Linked DNA regions of Homo sapiens: all the other regions are linked to region 4. The links are chromatin contacts, found by Hi-C or POLR2A ChIA-PET in ENCODE. All regions are on one chromosome and are shown on one strand. Each heading gives the region's core, a stretch centred on a gene start or an enhancer-like site at or near the end of the contact. The rest is flanking DNA. Distances are from core to core; before and after follow the strand shown. Region 1 holds the start of HDGFL2 (HDGF like 2). Region 2 holds the start of TNFAIP8L1 (TNF alpha induced protein 8 like 1). Region 3 holds the start of CHAF1A (chromatin assembly factor 1 subunit A). Region 4 holds the start of CATSPERD (catsper channel auxiliary subunit delta).

Region 1 (2,700 bases), core at 134-2,633, 1.2 Mb before region 4:
GTTTCACTATGTTAGCCAGGATGGTCTCGATCTCCTGACCTCGTGATCCACCCACCTCGGCCTCCCAAAGTGCTGGGATTACAGGCGTGAGCCACCACGCCCTGCCGGAAGGTAGAGTTATAGCTTTTTTTTTTCTGCTCTGTCACCCAGTCTGGAGTGCAGTGGCGCGATCTCGGCTTACTGCAACCCCCCGCTCCTGGGTTCGAGTGATTCTCCTGCCTCAGCTTCCTGAGTAGCTGGTATAGGTGCGTGCCACCACGCCCAGCTAATTTTTGTATTTTTAGTAGAGACGGGGTTTCACCATGTTGGCCAGGCTTGGTCTCAAACTCCTGACCTCGTGATCCGCCCGCTTCGTCCTCTCAAAGTGCCGGGGTTACAGCCGTGAGCCATCGCGTCCGGCCGAGTTATAGCTTCTAATACTTCCTGTATTTCCTGTTGCCGGGCTCAGTCTAGAGCAGGGTCCTCACAATCATTATGGGCCCCATCTTCCAAGTGCAGAGAGCGAAGCCCAGGACAATCAAGTGACTCGGCCCCACGGTATTCAGTACATTTTTCTTGAATGAATGAATAGGTCTGTGTGGCGTTTTGGGGCCCTGGCATATAGTAGGTACTCAGTTAAGTTTTTAACTAAGTGAAGAAATAACTATTTTGTGCATTTTGTGGCTGTTTATACTAAGAGCTCCCCCGGAGCCTGCCCCTTCCTCTAAGTCCCGCCTCCTCGAGCTGGCAATCGCCCGTCCCTGTTTTATGTTGTATCGCTCTTCTTTCGATAGCCAATGGCCGACGTTCCCGCTGAAGCCCCGCCTCTTGTGATGGCCAATGCCTGCTCCCTACCTTGAGGCGCTTCTCTTGTGGTATCCAATGGCTTGCATATCTACTTTAAGCCTCTCCTCCTGAGCGGGAGAGGCTGTCAATGACCCGCCCATTGCGTTAAGTGATTGGCCTTCTTTTCTGCGGTATCCAATGTTCTGCCCTCCTTATATCCCCTTCTCTTGTGGAGGTCTATGTCCTGCCTCTTTCCCTTAAGCTCCACCCCTTCACTCCCTTAGAGCGTCTGTTCGTCTCCTCCCACCTTTCCCTTTCACCTCCCATAACCTCCCATTAGAGTCTCTGGGTTACGCCCCTTGGGTCTGTCCGTTATCCAATCCCGTTAACTGCTGTGCTCCAACCTCTGTTCTTATTGGTCGCCTCCCTTCTCTGTCCCCTGCACGTGGTCCTGATCGACGGCTTTGCCGGCCCGTGACGGCCGGAGGGCTGAACTTCCGTTGGCGCAACGCCCAATAAGCGCGCGTCGGCAGGCTGCCCAGACAGCCTCCCCCGCCCCCTCGGCGTCCCGCTCCCGCCCCCGGCTTCGCCTCCCGCTGCCGCCGCCGCCGCCGCCGCAGCCGCTACCGCCGCTGCAGCCGCTTTCCGCGGCCTGGGCCTCTCGCCGTCAGCATGCCACACGCCTTCAAGCCCGGGGACTTGGTGTTCGCTAAGATGAAGGGCTACCCTCACTGGCCTGCCAGGGTGAGGCCGCGCGGGAGATGGGGCCGGTGGGGGGGGGGGGGGGGGCAGCGGGGGCCCCGGGCCGGAGGCGGGCACTGGAGGGCCGGGGTTGTCCTGGGCCTGAAGGAGCTGCGCCCCGGGGGTCTGGGGTTCATGGGGTCTGGGGGTGTCCGAGACCCGCAGCGGCCCCGCCCTGGGGGTCTGGGGGTCCTGGGCCGCAGGGAGCTGCGCCCTAGGGGTCTGGGGTTGTCCGGGGCCTGCCGGAGCCGCGCCCCGGGGTCTAGGGATCCTGGGCCTCAGGGAGCCCCGCCCTCGGGGCCTGGGGGTCCTGGGCTGCAGGGAGCCGCGTTCTTGTGGTCTGGTGGTGTTCGGATCCTGCAGGACCCGCCGTCTGGGCCTGCAGGAGCCCCTCCCGGGGTCTGGGGGTCCTCGGCCTCAGGGAGCTGCGTCCTGGGGTTCTGGGGGTGTCCAAGCCCTGCAGGAGCCGCGCCCCGGGGTCTGGGGGCCCTGGGCCTCAGGGGGCCGCGCCTAGGGGTTCTGAGGGTGTCTGCGGCCTGAGAGACTCTCGCCCTTGGTGTATGAGGGTTTTGGGGCTCAGAGAGTCGCTCCCTGGGAGTCTGGGGGTATCCTGGGCCCGAGGGAGTCGCACCTTGGGGGTTTGGGGGTGTTTGGGGCCTGAAAGAGCCGCGCGCCGACGGTCTGGGGGTCCCGGGCCCGAGGAAGCGGTGCCCTGGGGGTCTGGGGCCTGATAAATTCTCACTCTGGGGGAATGGCGGTCCTGGACCTGAGGGAGCTGCGCCGTGGGGATCTGGGGGGTGTCCAGGGCCTGAAGGAGCTGCGGCGCCAATGGTCTGGGGGTCCTGGGCCTGAGGAAGCTGCGCTCTGGGGGTCTGGGGCTTCTGTGCCTGAGGGAGCTGCACCATGGGGATCTGGGGTTGCCCTGGCCCAGAGGGAGCCACGCCTCGTGTGTCTGGGGGTGTCCAGGGTGCCTCAGGGAGCCGTGCGCAGGGTGTCTGGGAGGGTCTGGGACCTGAGGGACCCTCACCTGAGGGCCTGGGGATCCCAGGCCTGAGGGCTCAAGGTTCAAGTTTGAGCAGAACTGCGGAACTTGAGATTTGGGGTCAGATATGGGGGCTGAAGCACTCCCTTGTGGGTCCTGGAGAAGCCCAGTTTTGAGGGGCTGGGGGGCCGAGGGCCATGTGCTAGGGGTCC
Region 2 (2,700 bases), core at 37-2,536, 1.1 Mb before region 4:
ACCTCAGGTGATCCGCCCACCTCGGCCTCCCAAAGTGCTGGGATTACAGGGGTGAGCCACCGGGCCCAGCCAATGAGATATTTAACTTACTTTTGCCTCCTGAGGCCTGTGCCTCGGTCTTCCTGAATCCCGTGTGCAGGTCAGGACACACAACAGGCCCTCAACAATTTGTTGTCTGGCTTCCTGGAGGAAGAAGCAGCGAGGTTGCTATGGGCTCCCTAGGCCCTAGCTGCAACCGGGACCCAGAGTTGGGCTGCAGGGCGGAAATGGTGCTGCAGGGGACCTGGGAGCAGCTCCAGGGCCTGGTTCCCAGGACTCACAGCTGCATCCTCCCCGGGGGACCCCAGCTGGCGCTGCGCAGCCGGGAGGCTCCTGTGTGTCCTGCAGGCTCATTCCTACGGAAATCGAGGCTGGACCTGGGGATCCTCTGATGAGGTCTCCAGGAGCCCTCCACCTCACCCCAAAGATTCATCTATAGCCCCACAACCCTGGGTTAGATTCATCCCTTCTTGTGGCACAGAACTCTGTATTTTTAAAATTTTAACTTATTTTGATCTTCTTCTTTTTCTTTCTTTCTTTTTTTTTTTTTTTTTGTAGAGACAGGGTCTCCCTAGGTTGCCCAGGCTGGTTTCAAACTCCTGGGCTCAAGGGATCCTCCTGCCTTGGCCTCCCAAAGTGCTGGGATTCCAGGCGTGAGGCACCACACCTAGTTGGAATCTGCATTTTAAAATGGACTCTCAGATCTTTCTGACGCGAAGGGTTCCCCGAGGCCGTACTTTGAGAAACACGCTTCTGCCGAAATTCCTATTACCCAGGCGGGTAAACTAGCCCCAGAAGGAGGAAGGGGCCCGTGCAGAACCACGTGGTTGGTCTGTTTTGCCTTTTGGCTCTCTGGTCTCTTCCTGTTGGTGTCTCTGTGCCTCCCTCCCCAGGTTCTCTGTCTGTCTCGTACTCTTATCTCTTCCCTTTTCTGTGGCCGGCACCCCCACGACGGCCTCGCCCCCGCATCCGGGCCCCTTCGCGATTCCGGAGGAATCCCCCAGAGCCGCCTGACCCCGCCCCCAGGCTCCGCCCCTTCCCCCCACTTCCCCCCCGTCGCAGTGCCCTGCTCCCATTGGCCTTTTCGTACATTGCCCGCCCTGTCATTGGCTAATCCGGAGCGCTCGGCCCGCCCCCCAGGCCTGGCAACTCTCCGGTCCCTTCCGCGCGGGCGGGGCGAGTGGAGGGCGTGGCCTGCCGAGGGGCGAGGCGAGTGGAGGGCGGGGCCGCGCTGCCCGCCCCGCCCCGGCCCCGGCCCCGGCTCCGGCGCTGCTCCCACCGCCGCGGCAACGGCCCCGGCCCACGGAGGCGGCTGGACGGACCCCCGACGGTTGGACGTACGGACTCTGCTTCGAGAGTAGGTGAGCGAGCAGTGCCGGGGCGCCCCCCATTTCAGCGCATCTCGGGGGCCACCTGGCCGCCCTCTGTCTCTCCCGCCCCTTAATGCTTCTGCACCCCACCGCCTGTCCGTCTACATTCCTGCCTCAGTTTCCGTCTGTCTCTCTGTCACTCTCGCTGTATAGGTTAGGGGGAGACAGATTGAGTCTCAATTGCCCCCCTTGGCGTGGGGCTCTGCTCTGGGACCAGCACCCCCATCCCCCATGTGGACTCTAGTGGACTCTGCCCCCTTTAACTGTAGGGCCGCAGGTGCTCAGGCCAGATTCCAGAACCCTGAGGGCATTCCAGGCGGTGGGCAGCTGGGCCAGCCGTGCGGAGGTGGGCATGACTGTAGCTTCTAGCTAAACCAGGCATCGGTCCAGGCATCGGTGGCGGGGAGCCAGGCCTAGGCCAGCCCGGGCCCACCCAGACTGGCCCCTAATGAGCTCCCAAGTGGCCTGTGGGGACTTGGCCTCAGTTTTGCCAGCTGTGAACTGGGACCGTCGCTGCTAAGGTAATTGGCAGGTGATCTGAAGGACACCTGCCGCCTCCTGGCCTTTTCTGTGAAGTCGAACTAGGCCCATTTCCTGGGATGGGAAACTAAGGCCTAGAAAGAGGCCAATGCTTCCAATGTTTGTCCAGGGAAGTGGGGACAGAGGCAGGACAGAATCTGTTTTCTCTGCATCCTCACATTTCCCAGCACCTTCTCTATGGAGGGGGGAAGGGCTGGTGGAGGAGCAGCCCCAGGTGTAAACAGGCCGCCAGAGTTTATTTCCTGAGCCAGTCCCAGCTCAGCTGGAGGCGATGAACGCCTTGGGAGGCCCCAGGGGGGCCAGCCCAGTGGTGGCGGAGCTTGGACCAATCTAGGTTTGAGCTCTGCCACCCGCATGATATCTTGAACCAGTTTTTCAATTCTGCGGAGCCTCAGTTTCCTCATCTGTAAAACAGGAGTGGGTCGTAACTCCCCAAGTTGAGGGCTGCTGGGGGATCAGATGCAGGAATACAGGCCCTGCTCATAACCTGCCTGACTCTCGCTGTGGCTCTGCCCCAGTCACACTGGCCTCCTCCTGTTTCTCCAACACCCCAGGCGAGGTCCTCTCTCAGGGCCTTTGCATGGGCTGTGCCCTCTGCCACTACGGCAGGTCCGAGGGCGCCAACTTTGAAACATAACAAGCTCCCTGGATGGGCCGGACCCAGGACCTGCACAGGCAAGGGCTGGGAGGGGCAGAGGAGGGGCCGCTCAGGGACGCTGTACCTATGGAAACCGTGAACAAAGGGCTGTCT
Region 3 (2,700 bases), core at 121-2,620, 1.3 Mb before region 4:
ATTCAGTTGCCCACGTGACACATCTAGACATCTAGGTCTGTCTTCATGCCTTGACCATACTTTCCACCAGTCCTCCCCTCCAATTCTTCCTTGTCATGGCAGCCAGAAAGATGCTTCTAGAATGCAATTCAGGGCCAGGGGCGGTGGCTCACGCCTGTAATCCCAGCACTTTGGGAGGCCTAGGTGGGCGGATCACGAGGTCAGGAGATTGAGACCATCCTGGCTAACACGGTGAAACCCTGTCTCTACTAAAAAATAGAAAAAATTAGCCGGACGTGGTGGCGGGCGCCTGTGGTCCCAGCTACTAGGGACTCCGTCTCAAGAAAAAAGAAAGAAAGAAAGGAAGGAAGGAAGGAAGGAAGGAAGGAAGGAAGGAAGAAAGAAAGAAAGAAAACCTGTTTCTACACTCACAGGCTGACACTGAAGTTCTCTGTTTTGTGTGAGGCTTTTAATCTGCTTGATCTACACAGTTCAATCAAATATTTATACATTCACTCAAACATTTATTGACCTGGTAAATATGATCAGTTACTAACAGGTCCTGGGGTTCCAGTGAGGAATGAGTCCTACCCTCGCCAGAACTAATGACAAAAGGCAGAAATTAATTCATTAGTCAAATAACAAACTAATAAATAGACACAGCTGTAATTGCTTTAAGGAAAAGAACAGTGTTGTAGGCACTTGATATTGTCAGGGTTGGGGAAGAAAAGGCTTCCTGGGGTGACGATCTAAGATCTGAAAAGTATAAATTAGCCAGGAAAAGAGCTGCGAAAAGATTGTTCTAGGCAGAGAAAACAGCATGTGCCAATTTCCTGAGGATTAAACCAGAAACGATCCATTTCGTCCATTTCGTTCACTCATTCTACATGTTATTTACTGAATGTCAAATACTTCCGAAGCGCTCCCCAGACTTCGTTTTATTGTTCTTGTAGAAAGCAATTTATAATTTTAATTGCTGTTGCTATATTTAGCCGATGTCCCATTAGGATAAACTCAAAACTCCAGGTTCCTCATCTAAATCCCACTTTCAAGTTGTCATCTGCGCCTTGCGTAAAATGTTCTGGTGACGTAAGAGCCTGGGCCTCCCTCCTCTTAGGGACTATCCCACGCGATCAGCCAGTCGCAGCGCAGAGCAATGAGCTTGACACCTCCTTCCTCCAATCGCAGGGCAGCTCCTCCCAGCCAATGACAGGCCTCCGAGGGGAAGCCCAGTCCCTCGCGGATATGTCAATGGGCGAGCCCTGGGAGGAATGGAAGTCACGGATCTCGCGAGGATGCCCCCGGCGCCCCTCAATTCCCGAGGCGGGCCGTCACGTGACCCGGGCTCGCCCAATTGGCGCGCGGACTGCGGGGGTCGCCGCGGTTCCCGCCAAATACGAGCGCGGCGGCCGCGGCGGCAGCAGCGGCGCGGGCGGGAGGGCGAAGAGCAGCGGCCGCCTGAGGGGAGCCCGCGCCTCCGCCGCCTGAGAGGAGGTCGAGCTGCCGCCGGGGCGATGCTGGAGGAGCTGGAGTGCGGGGCGCCCGGCGCCAGGGGAGCCGCCACAGGTCGGTTCGGGCCCGCGCCGAGGGGAAGGGGGGGCGCGGCGCGCGGCCTGGACGGGCCGAGGCGGCGATGGGAGGCGGACGGGCCTCCGGGCGCCAAGCCTGGTCCTGCGGGCCGGGCGTTCACCCCCTGGGGCCTTCTCATCCCCAGCGAGGGCCTGGCGTCCCCAAGGGCACCCTTGTTGACGTTATTGTTGTAGCCGCGACCATATTGTTTGTTTCCGGCGCTTTTGCGTCAGTTCGTCCCTCCAGGACTCTCTGGGGCGGTGGGTCGGAGGGGCCGAGAGGGGAAACTGAGGCCCAGGGAAGCGAAAGGGCTTGCCCTGCAGGTTACTGGATGCGTTTGTGTCCCTTGACCATGTTGGACCTTGCAGCGGGTGGGGAAACTGAGGCCCAAGGTCGCACGGGCTCGGGGACCAGTACCGATGCCGCTGAGGGTCGGGGTAAGCCCGGGTAAGAAGAGGCCCAGATGGTAGAGATGGCCAGGAGGGTGGGACTCCCGAGTTCTTGCTCCTTCCTGATATGCACCGTGACTTCCTCCTCCGTGTGCCTTGGAATGGGGTCTTTGGAGCCCACCACAGGCCTCCTGAAACGTGGGAGGGTGAACCAAGGAAGACCAGACTGTCCCTCTCCCTTGCTGGACTCTGCATTACATAACGCTTTGGCAGCACTTGGCATTACGCTTTGGCACATAGTAGGTGCTCAGTAAATAACGTGAACGAATGAAGGGCTAGAATGGACGCCAGTCCAGTTTCTCAGCCTCAGCAGTGTTGATATTTGTTGCCGTCCTGGGCACGGCACTGCAGGGTGTTAAGCATCATCCCTGGCCTCCGCCTTTTGCAGGCCAGTAGCAGCCCCTCTCACCATGCCTTAGTAACAGCCAGAAATACCATTGCCCTGTGTCCCCTATGGGGCAGATTCCGCCTTGGCTGAAAATCATGGCTGTAGTTCCTTCTAGCCTGTGGGATTTCCCGGAGACATAAAATTAATATAAAGTTGGTACTGTCGTGGAGCTGTGATGTTTTAAGTCAGGATGTTTAACTTTATTTATTTATTTATTTTGAGACTGAGTCTTGCTCTGTTGCCCAACCTCTGCCTCTCTGGTTCAAGCGATTCTTCTGCCTCAGCCTCCCAAGTAGCTGGGATTACAGGCCTGCA
Region 4 (2,700 bases), core at 95-2,594:
GAAAGGAATGAATTCTGATCCCAGTGAGGCTCGTAACCAGACGGCAGAGCGCCTGGGGCGAGGAGGTATTACAAAACTCGTGCCAAGTAAGGAGAAAACTAACAGCGCCGTAACACTACTCAGGTCCCTCCCGGCCCCGGATTTCTATGACCGGCGTTCTAAAGTGGATAATCCTAGGCTCATCGGGTTCAACTCCTCTCATCTAACGGATCCTAAGAAATCCGAAAGGGAGAGGACTTTGGCTCAAGGTTCCCAAGCTAGTGGTGAGCAGACAAGGATTCGAACTGCACCCTTCGAGAAACTTCATGTCTGAAAAAGTTGCGAAACACAAGGGCGCTCAAGTGATCCCACGGTTCAGCCCGCTGCTTGCACAGGTGGGAAACCTGAGGCCGAGGCGGGGACTCCCATTACCTCGATAATCTTGATAAAGCGCGGGAACACCGGGTTGCGGGTGATGGCGATGAGCGGCAGGTGCGGAAACACATCGGGGATCGTCATGGGCGTGAGCGCCGTTATGACCGGGCCTTCCCCGGCGCCCGCGCTGCCCCCCGCGCCGCCGGCTCCTTCCTCCGCGCCGCCCTCGGAGGCGTCCTCGCCCCCCGAGAATGCGCCTCCGCCGCGGCTGCTCGCTTCCCAAAACCCCCGCCATTGGCCCCCAATTGCCGGGCCTCGGCCCCACAGTGCCCAAGGAGGAGAGGCGTCGCAGGTCCGCTGGCCTCGGAGCAACCACGCTCCTGCTGCAGTGGGAACCCGCCCCCCGGCGGCGGCCAGCATCGGCCGCCGCAGCACCCAGCACCGCGCCGCTCCCCACAGTCGCACGTAGCCAGTGCTCGCCGCCATAGCCCGGCCATACTGGCGGCTCACACAACTCGCGTCATTTCCGCTCGCCGCGAAACGCACGTGACGCCCGGCGCGTGCCTCGGTACCCGATGGGCGCGTGGCTCGAAACAGCCGCTTCAGGGAGCTGGGCCTACGCGGAGAAGAGGGGGCGGAGTTCGAGCATCGGATCGTCTCCGCCTCTTCCGGTCTCCCACTTTATGCGCTGAAGGCCTTTTCCGGTCACGTGGAAGGCTGTGAGCAGGCGCCAGCGCCCGTACAAAACACTGGTAGTGTTGCAAACGCAACGTTTAGGAACTCATGAGCAGCCTGTGCACATGCTTAGGCGCGCGGACAACATGCGCATGCTCAGACTCTAGACTGGCCACGGGTGGCCGGGTGCGCATACTCAGGCTCTGAGCGCACTTTGGGGTGCGCGGATTCGGGCTTCCCGGGATTCGTCTGCGCATGCTCAAGATTCAGGCGGAGCGCCGGGCTGCAGTGCGCGGAGGCCCGCTCCCGGGACTCATTGATGCGCATGCGCAGGGCTTCAGCCTGCACGTACTCGGATTGTGCAGCGACTCCCCGTGGCGGTTGAGGGGCAGTGGTGGCGGCGGAAGCCCAAGTCGATGCTGATGTTGATGCTGGTGGCGGCTGTGACCATGTGGCTCCGACCGCTGGTCACAGCTCAGCTCTGTCGGTGGGGCTGCCAGGACTCCTGGGGCTGGGGTGCTGCCGGGGGTCGGGAGGGTGCTGGTTCATCTTGGAGCCGAGGCCTGCTCCCCAACCTCACTGAGGCTCCCCTTTTACTCTTTTTAGGAATCGAACTTGACGCCTCGCTCACCCTACTCCACCCCATCCTCCCAGCCCGATATTAAGCTCTCCTACCTCTTTTTTTTTTTTTTTTTGAGACGGAGTCTCGCTCTGTCGCCCAGGCTGCAGTGCAGTGGCGCGATCTCGGCTCACTGCAAGCTCCGCCTCCCGGATTCACGCCATTCTCCTGCCTCAGCCTCCTGAGTAGCTGGGACTACAGGCGCCTGCCACCACGCCCGGCTAATTTTTTTTTGTATTTTTAGTAAAGACGGGGGTTTCACCGTATTAGCCAGGATGGTCCCGATCTCCTGACCTCGTGACCCGCCTGCCTCGGCCTCCCAAAGTGCTGGGATTACAGGCGTGAGCCACCACGCCGGGCCTAGCCCTCCCACTTCTTTTTCTTTTTGGAGCCGGAGTTTTTGCTCTGTTTCCCAGGGTGGAGTGCAGTGGCGCGATCTCTGCTCACTGCAACCCCCGCCTCCCAAAGTGCTGGGATTGCAGGCGTGAGCCACCGCGCCCAGCCTTACCCAGCACATTTTGAAATTTCAGTAAATGTTAGGTTAGTGCATACTCCAACCTGCCATGGGGACCAGTTGCTGAAACTCCGTTCCTGCCCTCAGGGAACTCCCATCTGGACTAAACTGTCACATTCAGTAGGGACCTGTGAGCTGTATTCTTAGGGTGTATGGCCTCATTTGATGTTTACAGGAAGATTCATAATGATTCCTTAACCTTATTTTATTTTATTTATTATTATTTTTTGTACAGATGGGGTCTCACTGGCTGGGTGCAGTGGCTCACGCCTGTAATCCCAACACTTTGAGAGGTAGAGGTGGGCAGATCACTCACTTGAGGTCAAGAGTTCCAGACCAGCCTGGCCAACATGATGAAACCTCGTCTCTACTAAAAATACAAAAATTAGCCAGGCTTGGTGGCAGGTGCCTGTAATCCCAGCTACTTGGGAGGCTGAGGCAGAAAAATCGCTTGAATTCAGGAGGTGGAGGTTGCAGTGAGCTGAGATCGCACTCCAGCCTGGGTGACAAAGGGAGACTCTGTCTCAAAGGAAAAAAA

The links. A loop is a pair of places that touch in the nucleus more often than their neighbours do. ChIA-PET counts read pairs that join two places held with the same protein, here RNA polymerase II (POLR2A). Pooled maps may share reads with other maps.
Region 1: a loop to region 4 is called in a map of naive thymus-derived CD4-positive, alpha-beta T cell, with 24 times the contacts of the local background. The contact joins the promoter of HDGFL2 here to the promoter of CATSPERD in region 4. A Hi-C loop is called at or near these places in 1 of 168 maps with a recorded cell type or tissue (naive thymus-derived CD4-positive, alpha-beta T cell), 1 of 37 single-sample maps with no recorded cell type and 9 of 50 pooled maps. POLR2A ChIA-PET finds 5 or more read pairs at or near these places in 1 of 52 experiments (BJ).
Region 2: a map with no recorded cell type shows a loop between it and region 4 (19-fold over the local background). The contact joins the promoter of TNFAIP8L1 here to the promoter of CATSPERD in region 4. A Hi-C loop is called at or near these places in 1 of 37 single-sample maps with no recorded cell type and 7 of 50 pooled maps. POLR2A ChIA-PET finds 5 or more read pairs at or near these places in 2 of 52 experiments (OCI-LY7 and endothelial cell of umbilical vein).
Region 3: a map with no recorded cell type shows a loop between it and region 4 (17-fold over the local background). The contact joins the promoter of CHAF1A here to the promoter of CATSPERD in region 4. A Hi-C loop is called at or near these places in 2 of 37 single-sample maps with no recorded cell type and 8 of 50 pooled maps. POLR2A ChIA-PET finds 5 or more read pairs at or near these places in 1 of 52 experiments (CD4-positive, alpha-beta T cell).

Annotation. Positions count from the first base shown.
Region 1 is chr19:4,470,914-4,473,613 of GRCh38, forward strand. It overlaps HDGFL2 (HDGF like 2), which reads left to right and starts at 1,384. Exons shown (of 16, transcript NM_001001520.3): 1 at 1,384-1,509. The coding sequence starts at 1,438. RefSeq lists enhancers at 30-199, 460-809 and silencers at 1,310-1,489, 1,520-1,579.
Region 2 is chr19:4,638,230-4,640,929 of GRCh38, forward strand. It overlaps TNFAIP8L1 (TNF alpha induced protein 8 like 1), which reads left to right and starts at 1,287. Exons shown (of 2, transcript NM_152362.3): 1 at 1,287-1,400. RefSeq lists silencers at 808-887, 948-1,387 and an enhancer at 1,288-2,287.
Region 3 is chr19:4,401,270-4,403,969 of GRCh38, forward strand. It overlaps CHAF1A (chromatin assembly factor 1 subunit A), which reads left to right and starts at 1,371. Exons shown (of 15, transcript NM_005483.3): 1 at 1,371-1,545. The coding sequence starts at 1,494. RefSeq lists enhancers at 1,131-1,828, 1,829-2,524 and a silencer at 1,339-1,618.
Region 4 is chr19:5,719,293-5,721,992 of GRCh38, forward strand. CATSPERD (catsper channel auxiliary subunit delta) reads left to right here and starts at 1,345. Exons shown (of 22, transcript NM_152784.4): 1 at 1,345-1,516. The coding sequence starts at 1,446. LONP1 (lon peptidase 1, mitochondrial) reads right to left here and starts at 854. Exons shown (of 18, transcript NM_004793.4): 1 at 412-854. The coding sequence starts at 840. RefSeq lists silencers at 464-543, 674-723 and enhancers at 535-1,051, 1,004-1,103.